2 separate regions of the Mus musculus genome follow, and region 1 is linked to region 2. A link is a loop called in an ENCODE intact Hi-C map of the cell type or tissue named here. Cell type or tissue: gastrocnemius. All regions are shown on one strand. Links, peaks and the distances in the headings refer to the core of each region. The heading gives the core; the rest is flanking DNA.

Region 1 (5,382 bases), core at 254-5,253, 1.5 Mb before region 2:
CCTTTGAAGGGTCATGGGGGTCACCTAAGACCATTGGAAAACAGATATTTACATTAGGATTCATAATGGTAACAAAATTACAGTTATGAAGTAGCAATGAAATTGTATTAAAGGGGCACAGCATTGGGAAGGTTGAGAACCGCTGCTCTAACATCTTCTTTCTCTCCTTTTCCTACATGTTCTTGTTTACACATGCAGAATTGCTTGCTCCTCCCTAGATAGGCCAACACCTTTGTTATCGTGAGTCTTTTCCCTCCACCAAGAGTGCCCAGTGCTTTCTTTTCCACTCAGTGGGCATGCACTCAGTAAGACACTAGTGTGGTTTTCATTTGCCTGGTCCTCCAGTAAAATTTTTTTTTCTTTTGCTTAGCCTCCAACAAAGCTGACATCCTATGTCTACGAGTTCCCCTGGATTTGACTAAGTTCATAGCTCTTTGCATATTCCTGTCTCAGTCTTCTGTTGAATTTTTCTCCCAGATATTAATTCTGTAGAAAGCCAAGACCACCCTAGAGGCCCCCTAGCAATTAGATTAACACTTGGCAAGTGAATGTTTGTTGATTTATTTGAAAAATGTTGTTTTTCTAAAATCAAAAAGTATATACAGACAGAATGAAAAAATGTTTAAAAAATCCCAAAATCATAGAATGTTTAAAAAGTAGAAACTCCTGACCATCCCTGTCCATTGTAACTGTGTGTTTATAGATGTGTACACACATGTGTGTGTGTGTGTATTTTTTTAAAACAAAAGTGGCTCAAAATACACATTATATTTATTCCCTCAAGTCACCAATGAAGCAGTCATCTTTCCATGTCCATACTTAGAGATGTGCATCATTCTTTATATAGTTTTAAATTTTAAATTAATAAGGCATGAAAAGGGGCTGGGCAGCGGTAGAAGGGACTTTCTCAGCATGTGTGCTCCTGGGTGCCCTGGGCTCAATCCCAACACTGTAGGAATAAGTTGATTCAATTCTCCAGAGTCCAAACTGGTCAAGATATCAAAGGTTGGGAATAGCTGGAGAGACCTCAACAAAGATGAGTCTGGAGTCTGGCAGAGAGAGAGATGGTAGACATTTTGAATTTTGCAGAGGGGAGTAGAAATGGGTGAGGTAGCCTTCATAAGGCAGATGGTCTGTCTTAGAATGTTCCAGAAGGCAGTGAGCTAGAAGGTGCAATAGAACGAGGACTGAAAGGGACATTAAATGCCTGAGAAGTTTGTTTTCACCAGATGCTGATGGTGGTAGTAGGGATGGGTGGCTGGGTGACAATGACTTGGGTACCTGTCTGGTGGCATTTGGGATGCAGTGTGGACCCAGGAGGAAGAGATTGGTGGCTGGAGTCTCTGCTATTTCTCTATAGAAGGGAAGGAAGAGACACTTTTTTTTTGTTGTTGTTGGACACCAACTTGGATATCTCCCATGACTACGTTGATGGCTCCTTCCACCAGCCAAATGAGAAGGTCACTGTCAGCCATGATGTGACAACACAATGGAATCTCAGATCACTGTGCATGTGGCCTGATGCCAGTGGGTTTCAATTTGAGGTTGCATCTGGTTATTTGAAGCTAGGATTTCTTTTCCCCAATAGGGACAGCTGTGTAAAAGGGAGGAGAGAGGGAGGCATTGGTAAGGAAGTGGCTGAGATGTGTGGTAAACGTCTAACTAGAAGCCTGGAAAGGGAGACCAGAGTAGACTCTGCTTCTGGAGAGATTCATGGTGGGAACTCAATGAACTCTGCCTTTAATGGTCTCCTATTAGCCTTTTATCACTTGGCCTGGCACTTGTGAGATCAATTTTGAATTTAGATTTATTGAGGAAATTGACAGAATATGTCATAATATAGGCTTCAAAAATATTTACGCTACAAAGTATCCTGAAGTCTCTCTCTCTCTGCATACATACATACATACATATATATATATACATATATAAATATATATATATATACACACACACAGACACACACATACACTCAATTTTATAAATGAAACTTCCCATGACACAGCAGTCCATTGGCAAGTGTGTTCAGCTAAAGGCATCCTCACAGTCACTGGAGTAAACCTGCCTTGGGGAAAGGATGATGGATACTCAGTCTGAAGAGGAAATGCATGGGATCGTCCTCCTTCCAGGCCATCTAAAGCTCGAGGGTCACTTCCGCCGAAACTTCTTTTGTTTGACTTCACCTGCATGTGAGCCTCGTGCCTCTAGAGGGCACTGTTTACTTTGGAATGAAGTTCCTAAGTTTCAATCGCCTTTCCCTCTGGGATCTACTGTTTTTGCTGTATAGTAGTCATACTTTGTTTTCTCTCAGGAGGGTTTTTCTCCCTTTTGTGCCTGTGTATTTGTGTGGCTTGTGCGTATGTGTGTCCTTTAAAAGTGAATGCAGTACTTCTGAACATGGCAGATAATTACTCTGACCAGAGCCTGTCATTGTCTAGGCAGGCCTTTTGAAAGCTCTTCCTCCCAGTCCCCACCCCTTATATTCTCTCACCACCCTTTAGTCTGACCCATGATGCACCTCCCCCAACCCCAATTATTTCAGTCTGGGGGTCACCGTCACAGCTCAGCCAATGCATCTCAATCCTGCCTCACAGCCGCCTGGCCTAGTCCAGCCCGGGGCTCCCACTCAGGGCAACTGAGGCTTGATTTATGACACCCCTTTCCTCTGGTCCTGGACTCTCCTGGGGCGAAACTGCTGATCATGCCACATTTTCAAATTGGTTCTGCACTGCAAACCAATGTCATGAGGGACATAATTGGGTCCTGAAGCCCATTTTCGACAGTGACCTCCCTCGTTCTGGAGCTGACCTCTGCTCTCTGGACATGAAGACAACCTGATTGTCCTTTTTTAGGTTGCAACGGGGAGAGGGGGTGGTATATGGGTGCTGCTTCTCTGTTGCCTCTGCCTGAGATGATCTGTTGTCTTTCTGTCTGTCTGTCTGTCTGTCTGTCTGTCTCTTTCTCTCTCAAGTCATTACGTGCAGTGATACACAGTACTGGGCATTCTAGCACTTGGCATGAGGGTGCCCCGGCACATTCCTCTTCTCTTTCCACTTGCCAGAAAGGCCACACTGCGTTTGCACACATGGGGAACGGGAAAATGAGTGTCAATAAATGGTGGGAAGAGACTTGGTCCATGATGGATGTGGGTGTTGAGGAGCAGGGAGGGGTACTTTTTGGTGAGGCAAAGGGAGCTAGTGTAGTGTCTCAAGGAGGACAGAGAGCAATGGCCACCTTTCCAGGAGTGGGCCTCCTAATTGGGAGGGTATCCTCTGGGTACCTCATTGTGGAAGCGACAGACTTGGTTTCTGTGACCTCTTGAATGCTACCCCACCCCCTCTCTTTCCATCTTCAGTGCTCTCCTTTTCCTGATATCTTGGTCCATTTTATCGGGAAGACATCCCATCAGCATATGATGCTGCTGTTTAGAAGGAACAAGAGATACTGGACAGGGGAACGCCTGGGGCTCATCCTATGGCAGAAGTGATGTGACAACTGAACCTATCATCTAGCTGGGTTTTTTTTTTTATTATTATTACTTGCTCTGGGAACAACTTATAGTGCATTATTGTGTTTGTTTGTGAGGGTAGTGTTGATAATATAATGACAATGTTTCATAAATATGAAAATTAATTAACAGAGCAGCTATTCTTCTACCTATAGAGTTATTGAATGGCAGAACAATTTAATAGGAACTCTCAGCCTCCCATATCACATTTAACTTTATATTTTAAAACTTGTGTGACTTATTGATTATATATATACATATATATGTGTGTGTGTGTGTATCCAGTATTTTATGTATATTCTTAAAATTCTTTACAGTAACTCTGCCATGTATCTAACACTCCCATTTATATAGACCAAGATCTAGTCTGTATAATATCTAAAGCTGGCAAAGTGATTGACTTGAAAGAACAATGTCCTAACTTTGGTCCACCAGAACACAGGTTGAAATGGCCTGGGCATAATTGCTTAGTTGTGACAGTCTATTGCCAGGGAGAGAAAGACAGATATTTCCCATGCCTATGGGGGAGATTATGCCACCACCCCCCCACACACATAGAAGTAGATAGCACTTGAGAAAGGACAGCTGAGTCTGTCTTATGGCCTCCAAATGTACATGCATGCATACATGTACACGTGTATGCAACTAAATGCAACTGTACATACTCACACCAACATTAAAGGGCTTTATATGAATAAGCTAGGTGTTTTAGGTTTCAGAGTTTAAGTTAGTTACATTTATTATGGGGTCCTCAGAGGTGCCAACCATATCCTAGGATATTTAGAGCTTAAACTGAATGCCTGGGGGGAAAGCTGCATTTACCCAAAAGCATTACTCTGTAGTAGTAGACTGGCAGAAATAACAAGGGGGAAGTTATAGGAAATTAACACCTGGAGGATTCTTTCTTCTTCTTCTTCTTCTTCTTCTTCTTCTTCTTCTTCTTCTTCTTCTTCTTCTTCTTCTTCTTCTTCTTCTTCTTCTTCTTTTTTTGAGAAAAGATTTGAGCCTGTAGCTCTTGATGATCTGACCCTTTGTAGCACATGTTACCCCACGCTCATGAAAATCCTCCTGCCTCAGCCTCCCAAATACTGAGGCTACAGGGATGAGCTACCTGGCTTTGGGAGGTATTTTGAGAAGTATTGTATCCATATCTTAGACAGCTGTCCACTCAGCAATGCTCTGTAGGGGGAACACAGGGTACTAGAGAACACACAGGACACAGACAAGAGCTGGGACCCAGCCAGGCTCCTATCACTTTCTATCGGTAGGCATGTTTTATGAGCAATTTAACCACACGTGAGCTTTGTTTTCTTATTTGTAAAATAGAAATGCTGGCTCTGCCTGTCTCGCAGGAGGTCTAAATAGTGAGGACCACAGAAACCATTTATGATTACTGTTGATCATCTGGGAGGTGGGACCCAGAGCTAAAAGGAAGAGGCCAGTGTACTTCTCTATGCAACGTCCTGGGAGTTGGAGGGGAGACGAGTGAGGAGCGGGCTTTAGAGGTAGATGGGGCATCAGTTACAGTTCCTGTGGTTATGGCAAAAGCAACTTAAGAAAGGAGTGGCTTATTTTGATTTACGGTTCAGGGGAACAGGTATCATCCTGGCAGGAGCATGAGGCAGCTGGTCAAGCTGCAACTTCAGTCACAGAACAGAGGTAGGTCAACCCATGGGCTGGCATCGCCCATGTCTATGGTTGATCTCTCTGCAGGTCAATGTTTCTGGAGATACACACATATGTCAACGACCCATTCAGAAGTATGTTTCCATGGTGAGTCTAACTTTCATCCGCTGACAATCCAAACCAACTATCTAATAGGGAGTCGATTAGCTTCACTTGGAGAGGGCTAGCTAGTCAGGACAGGCTGGCGC
Region 2 (5,382 bases), core at 315-5,314:
GGGTAGATCCTAGCCTGGGAGAAAAGAAAGAATGAGGGAGACACTTAGTGGTGTTCTATGTCTGTGGAAGCTGCTGATTACCTCTGGTCTCTAGCTTCTGTGGGTGGGGCTTCTTTGGCTACTTCCTATGTCTAAAGCAGGCAAACCTTTGGAATGGAACTGGTACAGTTCTTGGGGAACAGCAGGGGCTGATGGTTTTAGATTATGAAATGACCTTCCTTTAGCAAAGGAGGCTTGAGCCATGCATAATCAATCCCTGGCCTCCGCACATCCTTGTAATCCTGCAATTAACCTGCTCTAAGCAAAGTGTGCAGTGTGAAGCATCGCAACAGATGAAATTAGAAAATAAAATAAAAGCAAATTTGGGTGTTTGTTTGTATAGTAAACATTTCAGCATCCACCACGATGAGCGGTCCACCTGGTCGTGAGCGGAGCCTCGAGCTTCCCAAGTATTTTGTCTCTGCCCTGGGCCTCTCTGCCTCCCCAGCCTGAGGAACCCAGGACCTTGAACCGTAGCTGCTTCTTCCCACTTTGCATCATGTTCCCAGTCTGTGCTTTTTACACAGCCTCCGTTTCTTCCAATAAACCTCAGAAACTGCTCTGCGCACTCATTTCACACTTATAAATGTGGATAGAAACCTAGGCGAGGAGCTGTGTGAGACACAAAAGAGACAGATTTCAATTGTGAGGGCTCCTTCCCTTGCCTGACCTCGGGCAGCTGAGGCCTCTACAGTATGTTAAGATCTGGAAGATGCTCTGAATAATAAAATGAAATAAAATAAAATAAAATAAAATAAAATAAAATAAAATAACTTTTCCAGGCTGGGAGACGACCCAGTTGCTAAAGTGCTTGCCCTAAAGGCATAGGGACCAGAGTTCGATTCTCAGAAGCATACACAGTTGGGCAGAGCAGAGGCATCAGACATGAGGAGTCCCTGGGGCTGGCGAGCTCAGCAGTGTTGGGGAATTGGCAAGCTTAGTGGGAGACCCTGCCTCAAAACTAAGGTGGAGACCAATACAACCATGAAAGTGAAGACCAAAAGCTTCCGAGCCAAAGTCTCTCGTGATCGAGAAAGTGGTGCAGAAAGACGTCCACAGTCACAAAAAAGAGAAGGGGTACATGTCACCCACTTTCTGGCAGCCCAAGGCAGGGCCACTCTGGATGTGGTCCAAATGCCCTTGGCAAGAGTATGTCCAGGAAAAACAAACTCGACCACTATGTCGTCATCCAGTTTCCCCTGACTGCCAAGTCAGCCATGTCAGACAAAGACAATGACACACTTTGTTCGTCATAGGTGCCAAGGCCAATAAGCCCCAGGCTGGGAAGAAATTCTATGTTGGAATAACCAGAATCAATCAGGCTGGCGGGGAGAAGAAGGCACAAGTCCGTCTGACTCCTGATTATGGTCCTCTAGCTATTGCCAACAAATCTGGGAGCACTTAAATGGAGTTCCAGCTCCACTGAAATCCAGTTAAATCCCGCGGATAATTCTTTACTTAAAAAAACAAAGGTTTATTTTAATTATGTGGTGTCCACCTGTTTACACAATTGATCACAGGCACTCACAGAGGCCAGAAGAGGGCACTAGATTCCTGGAGCTGGGGTCACAGGTGGTTGATAGCTGGGGATTGAACTTGGGTCCTCTGTATGAGCAGGATGCAATAGTAACCACTGAAGTTTCTTTCCAGCCCCAAAGATAGACTTGTAGTTAGAGGTGCTAGGGATTGAACCCAGGGCCCCATGCACTGAGCTACACTCCAAACAGCTATTGATCTTAACTACACATTATTCACCATGAAAACAAACAAAACAAGACATCAAAGGGAGTAACTGAGGAAGCTACTGGACATTAACCTCTGACCTACACACACACACACACACACACACACACACACGGAATACATATATACATGACCAAACACATATACACATACACAAAATAGTTTTGCTCTGATAAATAAATGAATAAAAGCATCAATGCAGTTTCTCTTGCTTGGCCCTTTCTCCATGTTAATATTAATGCTGTGTTTTACGCTGGGGAGAAGACAGTGCTGTTTGTCCCAGAGCCGGTAACGCTGGTATGGCAAACTTCAACACAGTGTGGAGTACAGCTTTAATTCTCATTCTTCAAAATTCTGCTCCTCAGATTTTTACCAAAGCTAAAGCAGTCATTTTCCCCGCGCAACTGGCCACGTCTGAAGGCTTGGCATTGAACCTTAGGGAAAACAGACTCAGGGGCCGGCTCTGACCGTGAATACAGGAGACTAGTGCCTTGCCAACACACAGGCCAAAAAAAAAAAGGAGAAAAATACAATCCCTTGTGAGGATGTGGGGGAGATGCACACCTTTTACAACAATTTGTATCACTTTTGATTTAATGTGAGAGAAATGGAATTCTCTAGTAGCCACCCCTGACGTATTTGCATGAGATTCTTGCGCCATCCAGTGGATTTCTTGTGAAATTGCATCAATCGCTTGAGCCTTAAATGTCTCTTAACCACCCTGTGTCAGTCACATTCTACTCCTTTTTGCTATTTGTATTCAACATATTGTATCTATTTGTGTAATTTTGAAATAGTCAACAAAAGTACTTATTACAAAAAAAATACAAAGGAAGTGATTTTTAAAACAAAATAAAAATTTAAATTAGTCAATTAGATAAAGCAAGGCAATCTGTATTTAAGTATGTGAATATCCAGATCTGAGTATCCTAGAACATAAAGTTCCTTGACTCTAATGACAGATAAGCTAGAAAAAGGACAGGCATTAATGCACCAGTTGGGATGGTACCATTCAGAGGTGCTGGCCGAGCCGATAGATACATCATAGTGAGAATGCCAGAAGTCAGAGTGCATTTAATCCTAACTGCCAAATGTCACAGCTTAGCAACTGCCTGAGCATTGTCAGTTGTTTTTCCTCACGATGCTGCTGATGCTCTGGCTGACTGGGAGCTGCGGCTGACTGACACTGTCCAACCTGGAGACGGGGTCATGATGCCTGTCACTAGCCAAGGAATTGATCAAAAATTTGAAATGTGAAGCATGCTTTCTGCTGAATTCACATCACTTTTACAATGCTGTAAAGTTCAGCCCTCATACACGAGACATCATAAGTCAAGGACCATCTGTCCTGGTATTGAAGGTACGGCTGGTTTTGCTGCTGTGGGGCACTTGTTGTTGTTGCTGCTGCTGCTGTTGCTGTTATTTTGTTGTTGTCGTCCTTGTTGTTGCTACTGTTGGTGTTGTTGTTGTTGTTGCTGCTGTTGGTGTTATTGTTGTTGCTGCTGCTGTTGGTGTTATTGTTGTTGCTGCTGCTGCTGTTGTTATTTTTGTTGATGTTGCTATTGTTGCTGTTGTTGTTTTTGCTGCTGCTACTGTAGCTGTTGTCTTTATTGTTATGATTAAACATTGGCCAGGCTGCTCAGTGGGTAAAGATGCATGCAGCACAAACCTGCCAATCCTAGTTTGTGCCCTATATTCCATGTAAATAAAGATGGAAAGAGAAAACCAAACTGACCTCACGAAGTCGTCTTCTGACCTCTGCGTGTTCAACACACAATAATAATGATGATGACGACGGTGATGGCCATGATGTTTTAAAAATGAAACAGTAAAAAATATCCGGTAAAGCAAAGAATTGTTTCTAGGTTCGTTGAACACTGACCTTTCGCAAAAAAAGGCATTCATGAACAAAGTTGGTGGGGACAGAACGGGGTCTCCTGAACTGCTCACTGCATCTTAGGATATCTACCAGCCTAGCCACACGAAGCCTAGCCACAGAAGCTAACAGGAAACAAAACATCACAAGTTCCTGAAGATCCCAGAGGACAGAACCTGGCAGATTCCCCGGTGACCTGGACCCTCCTGGGAGCATAAGAGTCTCTTAACCAGATGTTCTCTGTGACCTGAAGCTGTGCTATCTTCGTGTCCTTCTGTGTGGACAATGTGTTATTTTCCTTGGGATACATGAACAAATATGTATTCACTCCACATAGTCCACCAATGCCAGACCAAAGAAATCATTTCATCCAAGTCCAATTTGGTAATAATAATAACTTTATTAGAGTTACCTACAGGATCATGAGAAATTTATGGGCAGCTACTCCACCTAGGAATATCTCCATTCGCCAGAAACTGTTAACCACTTAGGTATTTCAGGTGAAGAGAGTATTCCTATCTCACAGAGTCTAGTGAGCACTTCATGAGGCTTTTGAGTTTCTTTTCCCTTTCACAGGGCAAAGCTAATAGGCCCAATGTGAGGGCTGGTGTGGGTACTCAAAGCTGCTTTGGTTTTAAGACAGTAATGGTTGTGCTGTTTCCAAAGGACAGTGATCCCATCTTGAAATGGCAGACAAGGCATCTCAGAGAACACAAGGGTGGCCAAAAGAAAACGGGGATTCTTGGAGCGTCAGAATGATAGGGTAGCCGGGGTACCAGGTGGAGCTCTGGACAGTGTCTCTTAGATTTTACCGCAGCAACACAAGAGGGCAAAGAATAGTCCTTAAAACCAGGAATGATGACCATGGAGCTGATGGCTTTAGCTCTGGGCTTTGGGTTCTCCAGACTGAGTTGTCCTCAGTTGCTAAAGTATAGAAGTCTTAGGGACTTTTTTTTTTCCTGTAGGTCTTTAAAGCATAAGCCCTGGTTCTTAGTTCTAAACACTGTGTCCAATAAAAAACAAAACCACACCCAACTGAGACAACATGCTATTAAAACTAAGCGTGGTGATCCGAGACCAGATGTTTGCTTGGGCGCTGCAGATAGCTTCCACACTGTGAGCCTAACTCCTGAAAATTGTTTAACAAGGGTGGCTAACCATAGAGAGTTACCCATGAAGAGAATATGGTCTTTGTTAAACAGAGTCAGAAAGGCCGTAAATGTTCATCATCTTCCCCAACTGAATTCTGGGTCCCTACCTCATCCTAGCTGCTATCCTGGAAAAAAATACAAAAAAATGACTGATTCAAGGGAGACTCTGCCCAGTGTACCCCCCAATGGCGACTCCTGTCCACTGTGCCTTTTCTAACTGCCAGGGTACCCTACTCATGATTCCCCTCCATTCCGCATCTTCTGCCTGTGAAGCCTTTGTCCTTGAGCTCGGGTGGGCACACAATGCCAGGCCTTCAAGGCTCTGCCCGTGGTGGTATTCGCCACTGCTAGAGTGCATACTTTCTCCTCTTTAACTTCTGCCATAGCATTGTAGACTCCTGCCCTCTACATCTCTTGCCCTTTGGATTTTTCAGGCCTTTCTTCGCCACTTATCCAAGGCCTTCTCCAAAGCAGACACTCGTGGCCACTCTTCCTACAGCATGAGGTGATATGAGAACATCCAGGATCTTCTAGACTGCAGACTGCACGCACCATTCTGATGGATCAAGGTTT

Evidence for each region. Hi-C counts contacts between places; a loop is a spot of excess contacts. Peaks named below come from ENCODE experiments on the same cell type or tissue, not always from the same donor. Only the 100,000 strongest peaks of a DNase experiment are listed, where the experiment ranks them.
Region 1: it touches region 2 in a loop (14-fold over the local background); 17 of 42 quality-filtered maps call a loop at or near these places.

What each region holds. Positions count from the first base shown.
Region 1 is chr1:169,456,400-169,461,781 of GRCm38, reverse strand. No RefSeq gene overlaps it. Among named protein-coding and RNA genes, the nearest start is that of Gm34535, 3.9 kb to the left of the region's middle. In gastrocnemius, for the core only: a CTCF peak has its summit at 2,197 (motif pointing right); DNase peaks (open chromatin) are centred at 2,194 and 2,620; H3K4me3 peaks cover 261 bases.
Region 2 is chr1:167,939,193-167,944,574 of GRCm38, reverse strand. No RefSeq gene overlaps it. Among named protein-coding and RNA genes, the nearest start is that of Lmx1a, 250 kb to the right of the region's middle. In gastrocnemius, for the core only: a CTCF peak has its summit at 2,448 (motif pointing left); DNase peaks (open chromatin) are centred at 1,193, 2,235 and 2,415; H3K4me3 peaks cover 459 bases; H3K27ac peaks cover 306 bases.